Linked DNA regions of Mus musculus: all the other regions are linked to region 1. A link is a loop called in an ENCODE intact Hi-C map of the cell type or tissue named here. Cell type or tissue: left cerebral cortex. All regions are shown on one strand.

Evidence for each region. Hi-C counts contacts between places; a loop is a spot of excess contacts. Peaks named below come from ENCODE experiments on the same cell type or tissue, not always from the same donor. Only the 100,000 strongest peaks of a DNase experiment are listed, where the experiment ranks them.
Region 2: a loop joins it to region 1, with 2.4 times the contacts of the local background. A loop is called at or near these places in 2 of 42 quality-filtered maps.
Region 3: a loop joins it to region 1, with 6 times the contacts of the local background. A loop is called at or near these places in 4 of 42 quality-filtered maps.
Region 4: it touches region 1 in a loop (5-fold over the local background); 2 of 42 quality-filtered maps call a loop at or near these places.
Region 5: a loop joins it to region 1, with 2.5 times the contacts of the local background. A loop is called at or near these places in 2 of 42 quality-filtered maps.

Annotation. Positions count from the first base shown.
Region 1 is chr6:81,766,470-81,771,469 of GRCm38, reverse strand. No RefSeq gene overlaps it. Among named protein-coding and RNA genes, the nearest start is that of Gm32223, 40 kb to the right of the region's middle. In left cerebral cortex, a CTCF peak has its summit at 2,060 (motif pointing right); DNase peaks (open chromatin) are centred at 2,089, 2,567 and 3,399; H3K27ac peaks cover 1,596 bases.
Region 2 is chr6:81,586,517-81,591,516 of GRCm38, reverse strand. No RefSeq gene overlaps it. Among named protein-coding and RNA genes, the nearest start is that of Gm26264, 49 kb to the left of the region's middle. In left cerebral cortex, a CTCF peak has its summit at 1,951 (motif pointing left); DNase peaks (open chromatin) are centred at 1,586, 2,619, 4,140 and 4,311.
Region 3 is chr6:80,016,552-80,021,551 of GRCm38, reverse strand. Lrrtm4 (leucine rich repeat transmembrane neuronal 4) reads right to left here and starts at 2,675. Exons shown (of 3, transcript NM_001134743.1): 1 at 2,366-2,675. The coding sequence starts at 2,372. In left cerebral cortex, a CTCF peak has its summit at 2,636 (motif pointing left); DNase peaks (open chromatin) are centred at 779, 1,497, 1,881, 2,608 and 2 more places; H3K4me3 peaks cover 2,999 bases; H3K27ac peaks cover 1,984 bases.
Region 4 is chr6:81,658,649-81,663,648 of GRCm38, reverse strand. No RefSeq gene overlaps it. Among named protein-coding and RNA genes, the nearest start is that of Gm26264, 23 kb to the right of the region's middle. In left cerebral cortex, no CTCF peak of the experiment used is centred here; DNase peaks (open chromatin) are centred at 2,575 and 3,299; H3K27ac peaks cover 1,979 bases.
Region 5 is chr6:81,411,577-81,416,576 of GRCm38, reverse strand. No RefSeq gene overlaps it. Among named protein-coding and RNA genes, the nearest start is that of Gm38838, 32 kb to the left of the region's middle. In left cerebral cortex, no CTCF peak of the experiment used is centred here; a DNase peak (open chromatin) is centred at 2,759; H3K27ac peaks cover 546 bases.

The DNA.
Region 1 (5,000 bases):
CTCCTTTAGTAATTTCTGGGTTATAGAGAGCATAGAAGTTACTCTACAACAATAAGGAAGCTGGAAAGGGATTACAAAATGCAGACAAAACTTTAAACAACAGTAATTTAGAAATGTAGAAGACAGATCAATTAACACTTCTCCCAGAGCCTGAGAGACTTGCAGTTGTTCCTGGGATTGCTTACATCCTGTGTGAGATGTCCTGGGATGGATTCTGGAGATGTTCATGCAGCTTTGACAGTCACAAGACCCGCACCCACAAAGTAGAAGATTAGGAGGTTGAGCCTTCTCATCATACCTTGACACTGTGAAGAATAGAGGGGAGGGAAGGTGGATGGCAGCCACTCTCCTCAAAAAGAAGGCCACCAGTGGCCCCTTGCAGGATACTGGCAGGACTGTTACTCATCTCCACACTTCTCCAACCAGTTTGTGGTTGTGCATCACAGAACTTAAACACATCCACATCCAGTGGTCCAGTAATCCATGTTTTAGAAACCAACCTGTACATTTTTATATCATCTTATTTGTTTGTAAGGAAGTTAATCTCAGAATTATTTAGATGTAAGGACAATCATTTAGAGGTAATCTAATTAAAGAATTGGTTCACTAAATTGTAGTACACGCAATATATCCATGAGCTGAATAGCTTGAAGAGGTGCACATATTAGGTGAAAAAAGTCAGGTGACTAAACCCAGGTATATTTATGACCCTAACCTTTATCCCTAGGCACGTACACGGAAAAAATATTCAAAGGGTTTTAAGACAGCTGTATCTACAGAATGCATGAAGGCTGATTTATGTCTTACATTTTGCTTCTGTCTATGCGTCTATGGTTATCATTTTTGTTCAGAAAACAAATAGTATCAAAACCCCAATCCAGTGGGCTGCAGTGAGCTAGGATTTAGTGGTAGCCTCTGCTCAAGAACATCTAATCATTTGAAATGGAAGCTGCTGTGCAGCTCTACATTTGTGCAGTAGAAGAAATACCTGCTCAGCGCCCCCAGGCAGCATTTGATTTGTACATATTTTCTCAGACTAGATGGAGTCCTGCCCTACCTTCCCTCTGATCGTGAGGCCACAGCAGCTATCCATGGGTTTTTGTCTGGAACTGCCATCCCTTAGGATGTGGTGATGGTTCTATAGACACCCTCCCTCACTTTTGTTCCCCTTGGTTTGTCTGCTGTTATACAAGGACAGAGAAACTGAAATCATACAACCATTTATTCAGTGTCACCCAAGTGCGGGTGATGGGGCTATGAGAGTGCAAACTCAAGAAGAATAGGTACTGAAGTGTGTGTGAATGGGGCAGTGGGGACCCGTGCATTCACTCGCCTTCTGCTTGAAGGAGTAAGCCACAAGCTCAGTTATCTCTCAGTATCTGAGGGAATAAGCTCTGTCCTCCAGCTCAAAGGATGCTCAAGTCCTATATGTAGACTGGCAGAGCATTTGCTTGCAACAGGCACATAGCCTCTCAAGTGCTTTGTTCAACTCCCTAGAGTTCATAATGCGTAAGTCAATGCAACTACTATGCAAATGGCGGTACTCAATTGTTTAGAGAACAGTGACACGGGGAAACACCTGCATGTTTAGGAAAGATGAAATTCTTCATTCATAGCTGGTGGAATACCTCTGAAACCTGTCTATATGTGGGGCTGACTATAAAGAAGTTTGTCTTCCTATGGAGTAAAATCCGGAGTCATTGTTTTTTCTCTGTAGTGGGAAAATGGGTAGATTTGTCAGAGCGAATGGAAAACACAAGTGGTAAGACCCTTTAAAGTTAGAAATAAGTTATGTCTCTACCATGCAGTGGGGAAAAAGTCCTTCCAAAGCTTTTATACATTTTTGATCAAAGAGTTGGGAATTTATCAAATGTTGCTCACATTGCTTTTTTGGATTAGTTGAAAATTTGTATTTATAATTTTTAAATATTTTTAATTTGTGTGTGATTGATCCATGGTGATTTTCTGGTAATAAGATTAAATCTAGATTTTGAGACCACACATTCTCCAATTATGCTTGTTAAGTTAAATTTCAAATTAGTTTTGACGTTTGAAAGTTGACCACTAGATGGCACTTAAAATCCATGAGACTAAGGGAGACCCAGCTTGGGAGGCAAGAAGACCCAAGATGGGAATCCAACTTGGAGTCTCAGAACAGTCTTATATCATATATTTGTAGGGAAAAAAAATAAACCCCAAACCAAACAAACCAAAAACAATCAGTCTCAAGATTATTCCAAAATTATTGGAGGGCAGGATTCTTAAACTGGACCTATAAATGACAGGATGTTTGTCTTTAAATTTAATTTCCCTTCATCTGAATTTCTATCGATATGCAGGATTTTGGTATTAAGACAACAGACTGCTGAGCTAATGAGGGTCTGGCAAATTGTGAAGGGCTGTGTTCTGTCTGAAAAGATTTGCAATGTGCACAGGGAATCAAAATGGGTTTCAATCCCAGCTCAGTGTCTGCTCTGTTGGCTGGTTCTCTCTCTCTCTTTCTCCCTCCTCCCCCCTCTCTCTCCCTCATTTATTTGGTTTCTGTTCTCTCATATATCAGAGCAGCAAGTGTGGTGTAACAGTTGGTTTCAGGGCCATGACGCAGGGAACCAATGTGCCTGGCTGTGGCTAATCTGGATGGAGTGACAGGTAAAGTTTGGAGGGATGGGAAGGCTCAGTTTTAGCCAAGCGTTATGCAACAGCATTGTGGAAAGGCACAGCCAAGTAAACAACATCCAGAGCTGCAGTGCTGTTTACCCGGCAGACTGTGCAGTCAGCACCAAGAAGGATGCTAGATGGGCAGGCGAAGGGAAGGCTTTGGTCCAGCCTCCATAGCCAATCAGTCACCAGGAAGACCTTGGGCGAGTTAATACATCTCTGAGCATTTCTTCTTACTTAGACAAAAAGAAGCTAGTTGAAATGATATCTGAAACTCTTGATGGAGTCATGTCAGGACATAATTTAAAAATTCTTACTTATTTATCCTGATGGTTTTTGATGTCGGTATAGATGGGATTTTGGCACCCTCCTTGCTTTCTACAGCAGACGATGGAGGGTGAGATACCTGGTTAGTGCTCTGACTTCAAATCTAGACAATCTCTTTCTTTCTCCCTCCCTTTTCCCTCCTTCCCTGCCTCCTGCCTCCTTCCTCTTCCCACACCTCACCTCACTTGTGCGCTCGTGAGCGTGCACACACACATAGAAGGTATGTATGCATGTGGAAGGAAGCTGCAGGTCAGCCCTGGCTCTCGTTCTTCAGAAGTCATCCACCTTGCTTTTTAAGACTCCCTCCCACTGGCCTGGATCTCACTCCTAGGATAGGCTGGCTGGCTTCTGAGCAGCAGGGATCCTCTTGTCTCTGCCTCCTCTGCACTGAAGTTAAAATCCTTCCAACCTTGTGGACTATGCCACCTTCATTTGGAAGCCAGGCACCCAGGCTCTCATGTTTCCTTCTATACCCAGTGAATCCAGATCTGCATTTTTATAGAGATTCCCCAGGTGACTCATGTGCTCAATATTACGTGGCCCAGGCTGGCCACAGAGAGCTAACCTCAAAGCTATTGTCATTCCTTCTCCCCCACCCCTCTTCTTTCCTATATAGGACTTCAGTCAGCTGAAACCTGAGACTTAGTCATTTTTTTTTTTGAGACAGGGTTTGTGAACCTCACAATACATCACAGGGTGTCCTTGAACTCATGATCTTCATACCATGGCCTCACAAGTGCAGAGACTGCATATGCAAGCCACCATGTCCAGCCCCCTTATACATATTTATTAAGGTCCCACTGTGGGTCTGTTTCTGCTGCCTTCTGGGTTGGGAGTTTTTGTGTTTCTTTCCTCATTGCTGTGAGAAAACATGGGTGAGGAGGAAGGGTTTATTGTGGCTTAGTTTAGGGAAGGATACAGGCAGCCCTTTGTGGTGGAGAAAGCATGAAGACAGACGGGCAAGGTGCCTGGCTGCCTAGAATCTGTGATCAGTAGAAGTGGGGACAGGCTACACAGCCTCAAGGCCCTAGGGGACCCACTTTCACCAACAAGGCTTTATTTTCTAAATCAGAGCCATCAACAAGGGACCAAGTGTTAAAACATAGGAGCCCATGAGGAACACTTCACATTCAAACTACAACAGACAGGGGCCAGACCCAGCCTCTCAGTTCTATTTGGAAAAGAAAGGAATCTTTTCTAGGTGATGTCCTTTCTCTTTGTGTTTTTGTCTTTTATGACATATTCCATTTTGGGGTGTTGAGACTTGCAGTCTCTAGCAGCTATTGGCTGAATCTATCTTTTGAGCCTCTAATAACTGATGATAGGGTTTCCCCACAGTAACAAGTTGTACCTCTTGAGACGGAGCAGTCTTCATCATGAGAATTATCTCTTGTTTTTAGGGCATCTAGAGGCAGCCCTGGGCTCTATCTATCATCACTTGTGCACCCGTCTCTGCCACATGTCAGCGGCACCCTGAGTCTGATGACGGCTGGTATCTATACCAACATTACTTAGTGTCCCAAAAGCCACTATGGCCTTCAGTTGAATTACAGAAAAGAGCCCTGATACATCCAAATGGGGTGCACCCAGCAGCCCAGGGAAGGAGTGAAGGCCAGCCAGTCTTTCTCATTGTCAACATTCTTTTCTGTACTGAGGGACTACATAGGGGTTTCAGAGCCAAAAATCTGCTCAGGATTAGTGGCCTATGCGTGGAATTTACCTAGAATTTTCTCTTATGGACCGATGGAGAAGTCTCTCTCTCATACGTTTCTACATTTGAAACATTCTTCTAAGTAGAAATCCCCTCCTTTTAGGTGACAAGACCTAGGTAGAGAAGTATTAGGCAGTGCATGGTGGTGGTGCATCGGCTAGAGACTCCAACACATCCACAGTTCACTGTAGATTCCAAATGGCCAGATACTTTTTGTCTCTTTTGGAGGCAGCAGGATTTACATAGCGGGTCCCAAAGACTCCTTAGCCAACTAGCCTCTTCCAGTTTCTCGCAAAAGCTTGCA
Region 2 (5,000 bases), 180 kb after region 1:
CATCTCTCCAGGTCCAGCGGCTATGTTGTCACTAGATACTTTTAGTGCCATCTTCTGATTTGTCCTATTATGCTTGCTAAAGGCAAGTCAGTTGACTTAAAGTCCCCACCTTCTTATCCTCAGCCTCAATGGATCCATTAGGAGTGTCTTAGTCAGGGTTTCTATTCCTGCACAAACATCATGACCAAGAAGCAAGTTGGGGAGGAAAGGGTTTATTCAGCTTACATTTTCCACATTGCTGTTCATCACCAAGGAAGTGAGGACTGGAACTCAAGCAGGTCAGAAAGCAAGAGCTGATGCAGAGGTCATGGAGGGATGTTCTTTACTGGCTTGCTTCCCCTGGCTTGCTCAGCCTGCTCTCTTATAGAACCAAGACTACACCCCAGAAATGGCACCACCCACAAGGGGACCTCCCCCTTGATCACTAATTGAGAAAATGCCTTACAGCCAGATCTCATGGAGGCATTTCCTCAACTGAAGCTCCTTTCTCTGTGATAACTCCAGCTGTGACAAGTTGACACAAAACCAGCCAGTACAAGGAGCACTGGGCACAGCATTTACAGAAGCAGTCTTGGAGTGAGGCAGCCTGGTATGTACATCCCAGCTCTGCCTCTGTTTCACTTTCGGATCCCAGGCAAGTTATCTATTTTTTTTAAACCAAACTCAATCTTCTTGTCAATAAAATGAGCATTATTATTCTCAACATGTCATTATTTTTGAAAATTCAACGAAAGGAAATATAAGAAGTACTTAGTATACTGCATATGGCAGAAAGGATATTGTTTGAGTTAGATTTTCTGATGTTATTTGGTGAAAGCCTTTCTTTTGCTGAGATTTACATTGAAGATACAGTGGTAAAAATGCTCTATCTTGGGGATCCTTTTTGCAAAAGTGGAAATGAATGGGAATAAGAAGACAGTATAATTTCAGAGAGTAACCTATAGATGACATGTCATGGGCATCCAAGCCTGCTGGGGGACAGTCACAACAGAAGGTTGCTACATTGTCAATAGACAACATGTGGTCTATTAGAAGGTACAGATGGAGTGTGAGTTTGAGTTAGGGAAAAAAAAGCACAAAATCATCTTTGTTTAAAACAACGACAAGGACAACAATGTCGACTGGAGAGATGGCTCAGCATGTATCACACCAGTGACCTTTCTGTTGCTGTTATAAAACACCGTGAACAGGTCCACTTACAGAAGAAAGGTTTTATTCGGGTTTATGGTTCCACAACATTAGGTGGAGTGGAGAATTTAAATTTACTCTCATGGGTCAGATAATAAGACCCCTTAGTTGCTTGGGATTAATTTGCTTACTTAAATACTACAAGCATGAGAGCAGACAAAGCAATTTTTACCCAGCCATAGTAAGCATGCACTTCACAAATGGAGGTCTCTGCTCAGCACAGGGTACGGGAGGTGAAGTCCATACAAGCAGACACGTCTTTGACTTGCATTTAGGAAGCAGGGAGAACCTGGTGCCACGCATCGGTGGATCCGGCTCCTGACAAGGGATCTCTCCACACTCTGTTTGCACCATGGTGCCATCCATCAAGTGTGATCAATTGGCTGCCTTCAGTGGCAGGGCTGCCAGCCTGGTGCTTTACTGCCACGAGTTATTCAACTCAACATAAAGGACGAAGCCAGCTCTGTTAGCCACTGCCTGAGGGCATGTGGACTCGGAGGGGAGATGCGTATTTGGGATTGTGTTTCTGTACGAGAGGAGAGAAAGGAGACTACCCATAAGCACTTGCCACTACAATCCAGTTAGTAAAATATGTATACTCACAGCAGCGCTCAGGGGTTATTTCTTAGGGTACCAGACATTTCTAGAAAAAAAAAAATCACATAATGAGGTTTCACTTCATCTTTGTGCAATATTTATACTCAAATGAAACCTATTTCTGGGCTAAGCGTACGTCCCATTGCCACCTGGTGGGCTGCAGAGGAAACTGGGGAATACTGAACTACATCAAAAATCCCAAAGCATCCCTGTGGAAAGTTCAGCTTTTGACAGTGAGTTAAACATAGTTGACATTTCCAGGAAGTTACCATCAAGCATCTATGTATGTCCTGTTCCTTTTTGAACAAAGACCAAAAGACTGGCTGTATTTTACACAGCAGCTATTTCTCAGGTGGTCATGTTTTTGTCATAACTTTGTGTGATGGGACAAACTAGAAGTCCTTACTTATAAGGGCACACGTTTCAGTCATGAGAGTTTTACCAAGGCCATACTGTTGATGAGTTCAATTTGTGAATTTTTGGGAAATACATAGCACATTTGTGTTTTTGTATGTACATGTCTGCAGGTACATGTGCACATAATACCATCTTAGTTATTTACATGCATGTTGCTGTGATAAAATAACCTGAGATGAAAAGTGTAACAGAGAAAGACTTTCTTTGGGTTTGTGGTTTCAGGGAGATAAAGTCTATAATGGTGTGGAAGTCTAGTGACAGGAGCAGGGGACTGATAACAACTTATCTACATTCAGGAAGTAGAGAGGGAACTGGTAGTGAGGCCCAGCTGTAGAGCCATAGAGGCCTTCCCCAGGAACCTGCTTCCTCCAGGGATGCTCCAACTCTTAAAGGCTTCTAGCACATTCCTAGAGAGAACCACCCACTATGAGCCATGAGTGTGTGGGAGACATTTCTCATTTAAATGACAACACACACACACACACACACACACACACACTCACACACACACACACACACACACACACACACACACTCACACACACACACACACACACACACACACACACACACACACACACACACACACAAGAGAAGGAAGGAGGAAGCGAAGGGTTTTGTTTTTTAATATTAAAATTTTAAGTTCTATTTAAAGCTCTAAAATAAACTTTTCTTGAATTTCAGAAGCATGTCCTGCAGCTGCCCCTTTTCCAACTGTGCATTAGAAAGTTTACGTTAGTGCACACTAAAGTGCAGTTTTCTTATTATAAAATAAATTTTTACTGAAAGTTTATTAGAAATCAAGAATTATCAAATTGGAGATAGTTTTAAAAATAATTAGCATTGCTATTTTATGCATATGATTGCTAGTCATTCTCTGTATTAACAGATGAGTTTATGTTGCTTAATGAAATTCCTTTATAATGTTATCAAACACATAATAAACACAAAACAGAATAAACTCATGCTGTTTTGTATACCTTTTGTCATTTAAAAATACAATTAGGAAACATCGTTGTTACCAATATTAAGCAGACCTTTTGGAAAAATTCAAAACATTTATTTATTTATGTATTTATTTATTTACTTGCTTATTTATTTAGTGTGTGTGTCTAATTTGTTTTGTCCTTGTACCACCGTGTGGATGGGTTGGCTTTTTCTTAGTACCATGTGGGTGGATAGGTACTGAGGATTGAATTCAGGATGGCAGGATTGGCTGCAATCACCTTTAACTCATTGATCTAACTTCCTGAGCCAGGGCAGTGTTTAATCATCTCCATAGAGATGGACTCAGATGTCTATGATATATACTTTTGTTTTCCTTTTGATAAGATGGTAGTGATTATAACTGAATTCATTTTGGGGAGCACACCATTGATTGTTTATTTAGCTTTCACCCCCTTCTTATATTTATGTACAGATTCCACATTCCAAAGTATTCCTCTATATACTTTTCTGGTTATTTCTAATGATCTAGATTCTCTTCTCTTCTCTTCTCTTCTCTTCTCTTCTCTTCTCTTCTCTTCTCTTCTCTTCTCTTCTCTTCTCTTTTTAAAGATTTATTTATTTTATTATATGTAAGTACACTGTAGCTGTCACTCCAGAAGAGGGCATCAGATCTCATTACAGATAGTTGTGAGCCGCCAAGTGGCTGCTGGTATTTGAACTCAGGACCTTTGGAAGGAGTACTTCCAAAGTAATAAGAATTCAGAAGGAGTACTTCCAAAGGTCCTGACTTAGTCAGTAATCCTAACTGCTGAGCCATCTCTCCAGCCCATGATCTAGATTTTCAAATATGTATTATTACTTGAGTCACCTCTACTGTGAATGCTTACCATGTGGTGTTTCTGTTAGATTTTGTATTTTAAAGGCAAGCTTTGAGGAGTCTCAGTATCATCCCACTCAGCCTGACTGTCATAGAAACTCTTGTGGAAGCTGGAGGGAAATTTCCTCTCCACTCATCATTTTTTTGGGAGAAGTCAAGACTTTTCATTCTAATGTAATGATCTCAACCAGGCCGGGTGAGCTACTTAGAGTGACAGAGACGGGGCAATTGCTCTACTCCATTATTTTTAGTCTTAGGATAAAATTAAGACTCTAGTTGTGGACATTTCCGCATCTCACTTACATCAGTGTCAGGTTCCCACGGCTCCTGAGCTCACTGCCTCTTTCTCTGATGCAGCTCTTGTCTCTGCACTGTTGGGTACAGTCTCTCCCTCCCTCTGGAACACCCCAGTCTCCCAACTGTTCTTAAGGAAGTCCTACCATTTTCCAGATCTGAGGTTTAAAAGCCATTCTCAGTGCCACTTTCTGAAAACCTTCAAGCTCTGGCTGAGTTAGTCTCCCAGCCAAACTCTCTTGGATCAGTTCCTGGTCAACCTCATAAACTCCAGGGGCAGGGTGGATTTAAGTTGGATTTACAGGTTGTTAGCCTTTTGACCCTGAGCCATGTGCTTAATGTACTTCAGGCTTTCTATCTGTGAAAGTAGCAATAAAAGTAGTTCTGGTTAAAGTGACAGTAGGGACACACACACACACACACACACACACACACACACACACACCCCACAGTGTGAAGCTTAGAGAGCAGCTATCAGGAGTTGGTTCTATCCTTCTACCATGAGGATTCTTGGAAATTGACTCATATTGTCCGGCAAGCTACTTTGCTCACTGAATCATCTCCCCATTGTTGTCATTCTTTTATCTCAAACATTCTAATTTCTGTACCAGTGATTTACAGGAATGATTATTTCATGTCTATTTCCTCCACTAAACCACAAGCTTTAAGTAGCTCTGGG
Region 3 (5,000 bases), 1.7 Mb after region 1:
TCGTCCAGATTAGGGGTGTCACACTGACAGTCACTATTGGTACCCCTGGCTCACCCAGAGCAGGGATGTCCTGTCTTAAGGTAAGAACCGTATAGGACATTTAAGACCACATTTTAACAATTAAAAATCTTACTTCCTTTAGTGCTCCATGCTTGCTGCTTAGACCTCATTCTTTCCTCCTTAGTCTCATAACATCACAGAACTATAGATCTGTGAAAAAAACCTCTCTGAGTTTCCAGAGTGCTACTCTATCCCAACCCTGAAACGCTCTGGCATTGCTTTTCATTGAATGCTGACATTTGACTAACAATAACATTTGGATGTCACTGTATCGACCCATAGTACTGAACAGAACTATACTGCATCCTTTGGTAAGGTCAGAACCATGACTTAGGACACCTGGTTCTGGCATCTCTTTCCTAGTTGAGCTAACAGGCTGTGATTTAGCAAAAGAGCTTCCGGGATGCTGTAGAAGTTTGTTCTCCCTGAATTACATACTGACTACACACAAGGGCTGCAATCCCCGAGCCCAGAAAAATGGCAAGGGAATATACACAGACAGCCCACAGAACATGGTTTATAACAGATGGTTAAGAAACATATATTATTGTGTACTTTGGCCCCATGTCCAGGAATACATGAGCTAAGACACATGATCACCCATACCACAGACACCCCCAGCCCTAGCTAAGAGAGCAAGTTTGTATACAAAATATGCAGAATATAAACTAATCACGTTATTAGATACATTGCTGTCTTTATCATCAGATAGTTGCCCTTGCAAATTTGAGAGATAAGGAAGGAAGCCTGCTATCAGCCTCCCCACCATCCTGACCTACTGAAGTCTCTCACTGAGAGCTTTTCCATCTCTCCCTGCCTCCATTAACTTCAGAAAGCCTGCAAAGTTGCAATCTATTAGCATTTATGCCGCATTTTGAAATCATTGCGTGAGAGGGGACTCCTCTCCACCTTCAATAGTAGGTATATTATTTCTTAACGGGAAGGAGAGGGACAGACAGACAGAGAGTGACTACTGCAGGCTGTAATTTCTTTTTAAATAGTCATCTTTTAAACTAAGAGATAACATCCTAGTCTAAAAATGCCCCCCTCAGAGTTGTCCTTTTTTCCCCCCTCTCTTCTTCTTTTATTTATTTATCTTTCTATTTATTTATATAATTTAAAATTTAACTCGATCTTGCACTCTGTTTTCTTGTCAGCTTCAGTCTCATTGAAATACAACCCAGCTCTCCCAGACAGGAGAAAGAGGGAGGGAAAAAAAAAAAAAAAAAAAGCCAGTCACACTTGAAAAAAACAAAACTGGCAAATGACTACTGGAAATTTGGAAGCTGTATTCAGGATGCAGTTTCCAAGATCAAACAAGCCTCCGGTGCCACCTCTGATAAAGTAGGGACCCCACCCCTGCACCCACATAGCCAAGTGTTAACAATCTTCTTGACGGCAACCCGAACCCAAGCGTGGCTCAGATTATCAGGAAATAGAAGCAAACACGGTATTTATTTCATACCCTGTTCTCAAGCTGTGGATACGCAGACGCTAGAGACAGTCTTAAAGCTATCCCTCCAGCGTGTGTTTAAGTCCGCGCTATGCATTTATAGATTAAAAAGAGAGAGAGAGAGAGAGAGAGAGAGAGAGAGAAAAGAAAAATAAAACACTGCCAAAAGAAAAGGATCTAAAAATATAATAGCAACTATAGTGAGACAACGGGTAAAGTAGAGGTTGCCGCTTTGTGCCTGTTTCCTGGTCTTTTAGCAGCTAATGCCCAGCTGAGGATGCGGGGGGTTAGGATCAGCTTTGCTGAGAAGAAAACAACAAAAGTTCGCTTACCCATCCTTTGTCATCCAAAAACCGTCTGCCCCCCTCTCTCAGCTTTCTTCTTATTTGGTCTCTCCTGTAGAAATCACCACCACCTTCATGACACAGTGCAGCTGTCATTCAAACCATTCTGAGCCCGCATGTGAGCCCGTAGCCCCATGTAAACTTCCCCGGAGAGGACAGGCAGACACACACACACAAATAATATAGATATACGTATACTTAAAAAAAAAATCAGCACGGGGTGGGATGAAGGGGCAGGGAAAAGGAAGCCGCGGGGGGGGGGGGGTGCCGGAGGGGGAGGGCCTCTAGGCTCTGAGGACCATTGTATAATTCACTAGGGGCACATTAGCAGTAAATTGGCAATCTGTGAAAAGAGCTACAGCTCATCTCGGAGGTAACCAACTTCTCTGTGGGAAAAAAAAGAGGGAGAGAGAGAGAGACAGGGAGAGAGAGAGAGAGAGGAGAAGGGATTAAAAAAGAAAAAAAAAAAAAAAAGAAAAAGAAAAGGAAAGGAAAATCCTCAGAGTACCTGGCATTCCTTATTGTGCGGGCTTTTGCCATTCCCAGATAAAGCAATTCATCCTCAGGATTTTTCAGCTGTTGAAGCAAGCAGGCCGCCTGTGCTGTACGAGACCCCAGTTTAAAAGCTATGCAGGCTAGGTTTATCCATTTAGCTGGTCAGGTTGAAAGTGTTTTGTAGCTGTGCTGAGAGGCAGCCCTTGTCTAATTCAGAAGGCTTTCCAGAGACTGATGGTGCTCAGAGCTGGTTGGTGCTAATGCTCGAGTTTGTGATACACTGAGTGCCCTCCGCTGGAGAAAACAGATTGCACATTAAAGACAGGAACAAGTGAGCTTGTCAGGGCTGTGCAGCCTTCCCTGCTCAGAAAGGGAAATTAAAGGCACAGGATCACCCCCCCCCCAACCCCCCGCCGCTCCAGTAGTATAAATTATAAAAGGTTTATGGTGGGGTTTATGCTTCACAGCTGCAGCAGCTGTTAGCAACTTCCTAGGTCTCTCTCCCTCCAAATGTCTGTGATCCGTAGGTTTGGAAAGTTGGTTTTTGGTTTAAAATGCTTTTCAGGGTGCCACGAGTGATATGTCCTCATTTTTAATGGCAGGAATAATTTTTTTATTGTATTTATGATTGTTTTTGGTTTGTCTATATTTTCGTTTTCAAAAAACAACCACGTAAGGATGCCATCCCATTCGAGAGAGAGCACACTATGCTTTTAAAGATAGTTCATCATGAAAATTTTAAGTCTGATCATCCATTCTCAGCCTTTGTCAATAACACCTATTCTGCCTATTACTCTGTACATTTATCAAGTGATTTATAATATGACTTTGTAAAAGTTTATATATTTAACTTAAGTGCTTTTGGGTTACCAAGTGTCTGGGTAATGGAGATCTGATGTCAGACAATAACTGAACTAAAGCTTGTCAATATTATTGCAGTTGTTTCTCTTAACACTCATTCACTTTTCCAATGAACTTTTTCTTGTGCAAATAATCTGTTCTGTTGTGCCTACCACCCTGAAAGAAACAAGAGCATTCTCCTATATTATCCTGGCCCTTTTCTAAAATTTGCAGACTATCCTGAAATTAGTACTGATGAAATTAAAAAAAAAATCTGAAATGAGTGATTTTCAAAAATTTATATTTCTCACTGAATTTGTATCAGACACCTACACATTTTATGTGCATAAGTATTTGGCTTGCATGTATGTCTGTTTACCATGTGTGTGCTTGGTGCCTACAGAAGCCAGAAGACAGCATGAGATCCAGTGGAAGTGAAGTCATGGGCAGTCTCTGCATAGCATCTGGGAGTAGAGACTGGGTCCTCTGCAAGAGGAGCATATGACCTTAACCACTGAGCTGTCTCTCTGGTCCCATACCTCCATTGTTGTGTTCCCTAGTTTTAGCTATTTTATAATTACTCTGACAGATAATCATTTAAGAATACCTAGAGTAACCCAAAACATAAACGCAGCAGTGCAAAGACTGCTACTTAGTCACAGGCCCCATTCAGCCGCTTTGAAAACATCAAAAGAGTTTTACAGAAACTTCTATGGCTGGAGTCAATCCTCACAAATGGATAATTTTTAGTAATGCTTTGGTTTTAGTTTATCTGATCAGATATTATTTGTTGAAATGGAAGGAAAAGACGATGAACACTCGTAATTTCCCTCAGCTTTATGAGCAAAAGGTCACAGATGCTGGTCTAGTCACTAACATTTCTCAAAGAACAAAAAAGGGATCACCGGTTCCCTACATCCATCCCCCCCATTGACTGATGCCTGAGCTGCTACTTTAGAGATGTGTGTTTTTGGCTTAAGACTTACTATTTATTAAAATGCAAATTCATACCACAAGTGGCAATGTAATTGTGGGTACTGAAATGAAATAAATCAATCAATGAAAATGATACATATACAGTCTCTTCAAATTATTGTATTTCACATAGAGACACAAACCCCACCCAAATATTCAGCGATAGAAGGTGGATAAGGGGAAATTGTTGATTCAGAAAAGAAAAAAGTAAAATTAAAAGAATATTTTTTGATTGGCTGGCCAGATATTATATATAGTGTAGGTCAGGTAGGATCAAAGAAGCCAGGAACTAGAAGAAAATGAAAAGCAGTAGGGTTTCTTTCCAGGAATATTTTATTTGTGTATGTGGGGGGGGAAGAGGGGGTGGGAATGAAATGTTCAGAGCAGATTTTAAGTGGAAGATGGAACTAGGGTGTATTTGATTTCATCTGCTCTGATATTTTGTCTGTATTTTCTAGTTTCTCATCTCATGAATATGTAGTTAGGCATGATGTTTATCTATCCACAAATGTGTAAGTTTTCTTTTGTTTAAATCTACAATATGAGAAGCATTTTTGACAGTTGATGGGAAAATATTATTTTGTATGGTAATAGGCTTACAATATGGTAAGATCTGAGGCTGGAAAGATGCCTCAGTAGTTTGGAGCATTTGGAGGCAGTAACAATATTAAATAGCTTATAATCCCTCTACCCCCATCCCCGTCTGCAACTCCCCCTCTGCTAAAAGTAAACTAAATCTTTCATTGAATGGAAAAGTGGAAAAAAGTATCAAGATTTAGTAAGTACTGACTGGACATGGTTCATACAGACTTGGATGCATCTCAGCACTGAGG
Region 4 (5,000 bases), 110 kb after region 1:
ATGAGCTAATGTAAATGAACAGAAGAAAAACGAACAAAGACTAGCATAAGCTATTCCACAACAAAGACTAGAAAATGCCCCAAATAGAACACATAAATGCTTGGCTTTATTTACAACCAGGCACTCACATTAAAACAGCTATGAAAAAAATGGCTTTTTGCCTGTTAATCTGAAAACAAATATTTAGCAATGATAAGATCTCGGAATCTTGAACTCAGCTCTTCCTCCACTGTGGACATGGCCTCTCATTCACTGGGCAGAGTCTTCATGAAAATGGTAGCACCATTTGGCCATAGAAGCCTTTAGTCAAAAGGACTTATGGAACCAAGCAAGATAGAAGCTTCTTTGAAATGGAAATGGTTGAAGTAAACAAGAAAAGTATTGCTTTGGGGCTCTATGAAAGTCATTTAAAAATAGACCAACATTACCATTTGATTTCCTTCCTATTTGCCCAGGATCAGACCCCTTCTGTTCCAGGCTGCATCTAGAGTGTTACAGAAGACCTAGTGTCACCTTTCCTTAGCTCTGCCACACTACCACAGTCATCATAATCTTTGCTTCAGAATGGTACCGCTCAGATACATTGCAGATAACTTCTGACCTGAGATTGAATTTACACTTATTTACTTATTCGTGTGTGTGTGCATGCATGTGTGTGTCACAGTCAGAAGACAACTTGCAGAGGTCAGCTTGTCAGGCTTGGTGACAAATACCTCAAACTCCTGAGCTGCCCTGCTATAAACTTCAAATGCGATTTATCAGATGGTTTTTCTCATGGCCACACTGGAGTGAAGAGATGGTGGAGGGGGGGAAGCATGGGAAGAAGCCATATGATATTTGTATATTTGTAACATATAAAGCAGTTCATGCTACCAGCATGATTCAGTCCTAGAGATGATGACCCAGTTGCTTGGCTGAAGTGGTGTCTATCTTATATTCCCACCAAATAACCCACCCTCCACCTTTGCTTCTCCATAGTGTTCTCCTTGAAAGAAACATATAGAGAGCCCTTTCTTCAGGAGTGAGGAGTTTCCCATATACTGTTTGGGGTGCATCTATATGGAAGATTTAGCTGATCTCCCTTGTTTTTGTTTGTACAACCATTTCTTTACCTCGGTGGAGATTCATGCTGTTTATGCTTTGAGTTATTATCCAGAACCTTTCCATTTATGTGGTTTCTCAGAAGACTTCAACCGCAGTGTTTGGGACTCTTTGGTTTTCAAGTAAGTTATTTTGAAAAGTATCGGGCCCTTGAGCAGGTACAATAGCCCTGCCTTGAGTCCTTGGTGTCCATCTTCCTAATGTAGAAGCCCAGCTTCCCCATCTTTCTCCAGGCCCCTTTATACCTGTGTGAAGTCTCCGTGAGAGGGATGAACACCACTCCCTGGCCTGGACCATCACAAACACCATCCTTCACCTGGGCAGCCTCTCTGTTCTTGTTTGCATGCATTAGCCCAGAGTGCTTTTAGAAGCCGTAATGATGATGGCCAGTATGGGGCACGTGTGTTCTACACTGAACGTTACAATTCTTACGACACCTGAACTTTGAGGTTTGTTGATTTGACTTTTTTATTATTTTGGGGGCACATGTTAAATACAAAATAGTTCTGTATTCATAGAAAACTGTAGAACTTAACAAAAGAATTATATTTTTAGATATGCTCTTCTTCATGTGGTGGAATTTGCTCATTTGAGGTAGAAAGACATCTAACAATACGTTTTCTCAATGCTATTCAGAGCACTCTATTATATGCTGGAGTGGTTTTATAGAGCCATCTTGATTTATATTTTCCTTTGACTAGCAATCTCAATACATGTTTTTAACATCTTCAATAGATTATTTTATTTTAACTTGTGGGGTGCTCAGCAAGTTGTCTCCTTAGGCTCCTGGGAAGAAAGGAACCCATCCTAGGGTCAGGCCCTAGCCTAGGGTGACATCTGAGAGCTTCCTTGCAGGGAGCAAAGGTGGGAGGAAGTGTCAGGCTTTGTAGCTGCCCTTTCAAATTTCACAGCTGAAAACCTTGAAAGTCTCCCCTTGGACCATCCATCCATATCCAATTTGTGCTGTCTCTACCTGAATCTCACTGCATGTGAGTATGCCACGTGGACAGTGGCAATGATGAGGGGCTTTTGGAAAAGGGAGGGTTCTCCATTCTGTAAAGGGTTCTAATTCCCCATTTTGAACATATGTGTTCTTTACTTTAAAGTAGAGCTTCAGCCTAAGGCAAGGGAGGCCCGGGGTTTCTCCTCTCTGTATGCATTAAGCTGGTAAGCTTTGGGTCTCAGGGCCAAACTGCTCTGCTCCTTCCCTCCCAAGGTGACTGTCCAGCTGCTCACTCTTGAAACCACTTGATGTTGGCAGGATCGAAAGCCTCCCTCTTAACCCAACCCTCTTCCAAGAAATAAAAATAACTCCAAGGCCAGGCTTGGACTGCCACGGTACCCCAGGGAAGCTCCAGCCTGTGATGTCGCATTCATTTCTGAACACTGGCATTGTCCTTTGAAATCCCCAAGCAGAATGCAAAGTGAAACACGCGACGCATCACAATGAAACCAGCAGTATTTATTTCTGTGCGGGGAGGCCTCTGTTCCTTTTTATTTTGTTGTTGTTGTTGTTAAAGACCTCTCTGCCAAAGTTAGTTTAGGTTTCAAGACACGTCTCACCCTTCCTCAAAGGGAAAGGTCACTCCGCGGAACAAAGAGGAGACTGTTGTGGGCGATCACAGATGAAACTGGAAAGGCAGTCCCTTCAAACAGAATGAGGTAGCTGAGAGGAAAGGGAAGGCACTGGAACTCAATAGTGCAGCACTCTGCAGCGAGGGATGCTTCCTTTTCTTCCCCCTTATGACATAAACACAATAACACACAGAGTAAAGCCCATCAGAGGAGGGTGACCCAGGTGCTGTCTAAACAGACTTTCAGACAGGGAGTCGGAACCCCTTGGCATCTTTAGTTTCTCCCACTCCCTGCTAGTCTATCCTTTGTCAGGTTCAATACAGCTTTCAAGGGCACTGGAAGCAGAAGAAAGAGAAAAAATGTCTGGGGAAGGGGAGAGGGGAGGGAGAGGAAATGGTCTCCTCTCTTAGCTTTTGTTAAGGAATAAAAGCACACGCAACATGTAAAAACCATTTACTCTCTATCCCGTGGCGCCAACGTGTTTGACACTGGTTTGCTGAGGGCTTATGGAGAAACTGTGTTGACGTTTTTTGTAGCATAAGGCTTTTGAATTATATAAGATGTCTTTGAGAAGCTCGGCAGGATATGATCAGAACAGTGGAATTCGGGGGTGGAGGGGGACACTCAAGAAAACAACACATGACAGCCAGCGACTCTTAAATCTTAGTTCCCATGACTTTTGAAGTGGGAAGGAAAGATAAAATTGGCAAGAACAAAAATGTTTGCTTACTCTTAGATAGCAGCACAATGCACCTGTGTCAAGAAGAAAAGAAAAAGTTACATTGAAAAGAATTCTGAACCGCGCTTCTGCGCTTCCCCGTGCTGCCCTTCAGAGGAGGGAAGGAGGGTGGGGCCTGACTGTCAGGAACACAGCAGGACACAAGGAGTCCAGCCTTTTGTCCATGGTATTTGTACCTTTGAACACCTTGTCAAAGCAAATTTATATAGAGTGTGTGTTATATAGAGAGAGTATGTGTGTACGTGTGTGTGCTGAGGGTGTGGCTTAGGTGTACCATGCATTAATCCTTCAATTTGTCTCTGTCATCAAATAAACTGGCCATTGGTGATGGTCAAGTGTCATTCCAGTGCGCAGGAGGTAGCAAGCAGTAGAAGGAGCAGAAGTTCAAGGTCATCTTTGGCCACATAACAAGTTTGAGGCCAGCTGAGGATCTACAAGATCCTTTTATTTTATTTTATTTTATTTTATTTTTTTAAAGACATATACATTGTAATGAAATTAGAAATTAAAAATGAACAAAAAGAAAGGCAAATACATTGAGCCTTTGTTCCCAGACAAAATAAAATAAAATAAAACAAAATAAAATATTTCTTTCTTTTTAATATTACCTGTGTGTGTGTATGTATAATACACATATACAAATACTGTGAAATGGGGGCAGGAGAGATAGCTCAGTGGTTAGGAGTGCTTGCTACTGTTGCAGGGGTCTTCAATTCAGTCGTTAGCACCCATGTCAGGGAGTTCACAGCCAGCTCCAGGGGCATTGGATGCCCTCATCTGGCCTCTGAGGCCAGTGTACTCATGCACACATGCATATAACATAATTATATTTTTAAAGCATCTGGAGACATGGCTCAGTGGTTGTCCATCCTGAGGATCCAGGTTGGATTCTCGGCACCTAGAGGCTGTTACTTCACTGTCTGGAACTCCTGATTCCTTCTTCTGGCCTCCCTTTATAGGTACCAGGCACACAGACATGCATGAAGGAAAAACACAGATACATATAAAAATAAATTAAAGAAAAATTAAAAATCTTAAGAGCCCCAATACTTTAAAATAAAACCACTCTACTTATATTATTTTGCAGTCTGTTCTGTTCAGGAATATGTACATTCATTTTTGTGTCATTTACCATCTCTGCCATTTTGAATTGGCTGCATGGCACTACCTCCTTGGTGTGGCTGTTCAAGAAACACACTCTTCTTATGTTCTTAGCTAGATAATACTTTCATTTTCATTAATACTATCTCAACAGAGACTGAAGGAAAGTCTGTACAGAGACCACACCACCTAGGGACCCATCCCATCTGCAGACACCAAATCCCCACACTATTGCTGTTGCCAAGAAACGCTTGCTGACAGGAGCCTGATATGGCTGTCCCCTGAGAGGTTCTATCAGCACCTGACCAATACAGATGCAGATACTCACAGTCAACCATCCGACTGAGCCTGGGGACTGCAATGGGGAAGGACTGAAGGAAATGAAGGGGATTGCTACTCCATAAGAAGAACAATATCAATTAACTGGACTACCCAGAGCTCCCAGGGACTAAACCACCAACCAAAAAGTATACATGGAGCGATC
Region 5 (5,000 bases), 350 kb after region 1:
TGTGTGTTGTTTCTAGTTATTAAGTAAGCACTTCATTTTGTAGAAGGATATTGGTGACTATATCCCATTTGGGGAGTGAATGGATATATTTTCATGGTTCATATGCTAATGCATATTCTTCTCATGACTCCTTACAAAAGAGAAATTAATTTAACTAAGAGTGTACATGTTTCCATGCTGCTCTTGCTTAATTAAGTTGATTCGAGTCCTAGTTGGACCATTATGTCAAGGTTTGCCATGCTTAAGACAAAATGTGAACAGGCAGGCAATTCATTTGAATGACTGTAATATGAGTTTAGAATACCTAGGACAATAGGTCCCTTTTAATCTTCGGTTAATAAGTCATCTTAATTACAACTCAGGCAAAGACCTTGACAACATTTCACACTTTACACCGAGAGAACCATTATTTTTCATAGCCTCCCTTGACAAATTTTAGAAGTGTCAGTTGTTATGGGGAAGATTTGTTTTCCAATATTAAATTTTTATTTATGTATTCTTTCTCATTTTTAATTTTTATTAAATTCTTTTTATGTGACTTTTTGTTAATGTGAAGTACAGCTACAGGAATAGATGTAAGTAGGTGATTATAAATTTTAGTAAGCATGAATATACATTTAAACTACTATTAGTAATTTAAATCAAGAAGACTCTATTCAATACTTCCTATTTCTCATCATTTTTGAATTGTCCTGATTTCTTTTTTTATTCTATAGCATTTTATTTTATTTTTCACTCTTCAAAATACCTTCTACATCTAAATATATCTTGATCACATTCTTCTCCTCCCCAAGTCTCCCCAGATCTCCCTTTGCCCACCTACTAGACTTCAAGATCTGAAAGAACAAAACCCCAACATAACAACTTGCCCCCAACCAAGAAAACAACCTCCTCAAAGCCCAACTAAACCACATACAAACAGAAGCACATAAAAGCTGTGGAATCCACCATATATCTGTTAACCTCTCCTGAACACAAGACCTGCCCTCAAATGGTTGATATACCTAGTGGCACTCCATTAGGAAAACAAAAAACAAAAAAACTGACTTTCCCCCTCTTTCCCTCTCCTAGCAGGTATAAGTGACAATTCAGGTGTTAGCCCTCATTTTTATTTTTTTTTTTTATTTCTTTCAAGTTCATACTTGTATAAATATCCATCCCTCACTTGCTCCATTCCATTTACCCTGGAACCAACTTCATGTTTTCATTTTATAAATTCTAATTGATGAACACATTTTTAAACTCACTGAGTCCAATCAGTTAGCCAGTGCTTCATTTAAATGCACGGATATGGGGTTATCTCACTGGGGCATGGAGTTATCCATGAGAGCATGGTAGCATTCACTGGGCCCTGGGGTCATCCACTGGGGCATGGGAAATACTTAACTGGATTCCTGCCTTCTATTAGTTCTAGGGGCTTGCACACTACGCATCACAGAACAAATAAGACCCACGACTTACTAACTTTTGTAAAACCTATTTGTGTATCATCTGTGGCTCTTTTTCTCCTAGAATGACAAAGATGAGAAATCTTGACTAAGAATAGAAGGTTTTCTCTCTCTCTCTCTCTCTCTCTCTCTCTCTCTCTCTCTCTATCTTTCTATCTATCTATATATCTATATCTATATATCTATATCTATATCTATATCTATATCTATCTATCTATCTATCTATCTATATATATATATATATATATATATTTTGAGACAGGGCTTCTCTGTATAGCCCTGGCTGTCCTGGAACTCATTCTGCAGCCCAGGCTGGCCTCAACCTCAGAAATCTGCCTGCTTCTGCCTCTCAAGTGCTCGGATTAAAGGTGTGTACCATCACTGTCTGGCAAAATTTCTACAGAAACAAGTTAACATTCTCCAATAAGAATATTTTTGGCCTTCTCTGGTGCCCTGAAAATAGTTCTGAAAAGCCAGAATTTTTGTGGAAGATAGAGCTGACAAAAAGGGTGCAGGTAGCGGTAGCTAACTATTGATCTTGACTAGTTTAACCTGTGCCTCCAGCATGGACAGGTCATTCATTCTCTCAATAGTGTTTCCCTTGTGTGCTAGGCTGAAACTTCCTCTGGCTAGATCCCTTCTAAAGAATAAAGAAGACAAATCAATTCATCCTCAATTCACATTTCATGAACTAGAAAATTTAGACATATACTTCCCAGGTTATTTCAGCAAATTGAAGCAGCAGTGTATTTGTTTTGGACCTTGGAGTAACTTGAGAGCATAGTGTGGGTACTTATTGTCAAGGTGTGTGTGTGTGTGTGTGTGTGTGTGTGTGTGTGTGTGTGTGTCTGTCTGTCTGTCTGTCTGTCTCTCTCTCTCTCTCTCTCTCTCTCTCTCTCTGTGTGTAGTGAATGAACATCTTAATCTATCTTAATCTAAAACCCTTAAAGTGCTCTATATCTCTCAATATCCAGTGAGCCACATATGTGTTTGGTATATAATTTATCCTGTATCTGTGTAAGCAGCTTATGGACATATGCATTACTTAGGAGTTGCTGTGGAATCTTCTCTAGCTACTTTTGTGGTACTTTATATGTGACGACATTTTCACAATGGACAGTATGAACCTTCTGTAATGTGTGTCTTGTTGAAATCTCAAGAAAGAATTCAACAAATCTCTAACAACCTCCAGTGCCTTAAATAACCGTTGAGTTTCAGGATTCTCAACAGAAGTTTTCCTAGTGTATCGCCAAGACTCTAATTTGGATATCAGTTATTTATGGGAATTAACATGTAGAGATGGAACAGCAGGTCTGTGTGGGATGCTGGCAAGTCAGAGACTAAAAATGAGTGACGTGTGTTGTAATGAGGTACGTACATCTGAGACAGAGGGTGGTAGAGGCAGAGGGGTAGATGAGAAAAACATAATATGATCTGGTTTATTTAAAGGTATTGAGAGAAAAATACATCACTCAAATGTACTCAGGTAGAAGGTCTCCTCTTTATTTTTATCGGAGTGCCTTTATAGTCAAAAGAGACACAATGAAGGCAGAGAGGGAACATACTGTATTTAAAGGAAGAACCACTATTTCTCTGTCACTGTGGCTGTGTTTTTCTATTTCTATATGTCAAGTCATCTGTGCCTTTCTTGTTCAAATGAGTCTGGAGAACACAGTGGTGCACAGCCAGGGGAGTTTCACAGTGAGATGAGCGTTTACCCATCACCCTTGAGGTCCTGGTTTTGATCCTCATCACAGCATAAAGCCAGGGTTGGTGGTGCAAGCTTGTAATCTCAGGACTTGGAGGGGATAGGCAGTAGCATATGAAGTTCAAAGCCATCATTTGCTATATAATAAATTTGAGACCAGCCTTGACTCTGTGAGACTCTGCTTTAAACACACACACACACACACACACACACACACACACACACACACACACACAGAGAGAGAGAGAGAGAGAGAGAGAGAGAGAGAGAGATTTACTGACAAGGAAAACCTGTGTACTGTGTTTAGCTTCAGAACTGAAGAAGCTCAATCCTATAAATTTTATTTTGCTGTAAACCTGGATGCCCTGCTATGGTGTACTTGTTACTTATGGGCAATTTACAAGAGAAATTAAACTCTAATCAGTTGAAAAATTAGAAGCAAATTTCAGGTCTTTATAAATAGTGTACCATGGTAACTATGCTGAGATTATCTAATTCATTAAGTATGATATATAAAAGATGGCAAGTCTCCTCTTTAATTGGCTAATAACAGTCAGCTTGCAAGTGGGTGGGCAATAAACCTCTCAGGTTGATTGTGTAATGACAACAGGATGGTGGAGCTGTTGGTGTGTTGAAGAGCTGGGGGTTCTCTTTTCTTTTGAGATGATTGTATATTTATACCCATTGAACTTAGATGCTCTCAGCCTTGATCAGAGAAGATTATTTCTACAGTGGACAGTAGTCTATGCAGAGATTTGTAACTGATTCATATGCCAAGAATGAGTGGCCATGAGTATTCAGCCCAAATCTGACCACTTCCCTCCTGTTTCTCCAACTTCCACCAAGGCTCAAAGAATAATGCTGAAGAGGAAGCAGAAAAACCCAAGAGCCTGTGGTGGGGAGGAATGTTAGGAAATGCTGTCCAGCAGATATGGCATGGTTGTTGCTTCCATGAACTCAGCTCTACTGTGATTGCTGCACAAGATGAAGGCAGCTATACTTCACCCATAGGGTATGTGCTCTCCAGACTTCATCTCTTAATGAGGAATGATTGATTGTTGACAGCCCCCTGGGGGGGGATGAGAGAGAGAGAGAGAGAGAGAGAGAAAGAGAGAGAGAGAGAGAGAGAGAGAGAGAGAGAGAGAGAGAGAGAGAGAGAGAGACTTTGGGTTTGTGGAAACTTGTAGGTTTCCTGTGCTCCAGTGAATGGCCTCAGACCCATGCACATAAATGACAACACCACATGGTCTTAGTGGGCTTTTCAAAAGCAAAGGAAAAGGCATGAAGTGCAGAGGTGGACATGTGTAGGGAGATCCAGGGGAAGTTAAAGGAGAAGAATAGAGTGGATGCAACCATATTTTATTGTATAAATGTATGAAATTCTCAAAGAATAAAATTTAATCAATAAAAAGATTAATGTATTTACCAGGGACTTTTCCTCAAACGTAGCTCCAAAATAGAAGTGAGAAAAGCTCTGTCAAATTGATACACTTGTGACCAGAGGCTTCACCCCGCCCTCTCATCCTACTGACGCTAGAAGGATGGCCTGAAAACTTCTGACCTAGAAGGAAGTCTCGAGCAGCTGTCTCTCTCCAGCTATGCTCTTGGTGGCTTAGCAATGACAGAAAGACTTCTTGGACTGGGGCTGGCTCAGTTGGTAAAGTGTTTGTAGCCCACATGTGAGCACCCGAGCTCTATCCCCAGCAACCTGGTTTAAAACCAAGAAGCCTAGCCATGGAAGCAAACATCATCATCTCTGCACAGGGGAGTAACAGACAGGGAGATCCCTGGGGTTCACTGACCAGTCAGCCTAGCCAGGCTTGAGAGTTTCAGGAGTTTCAGGT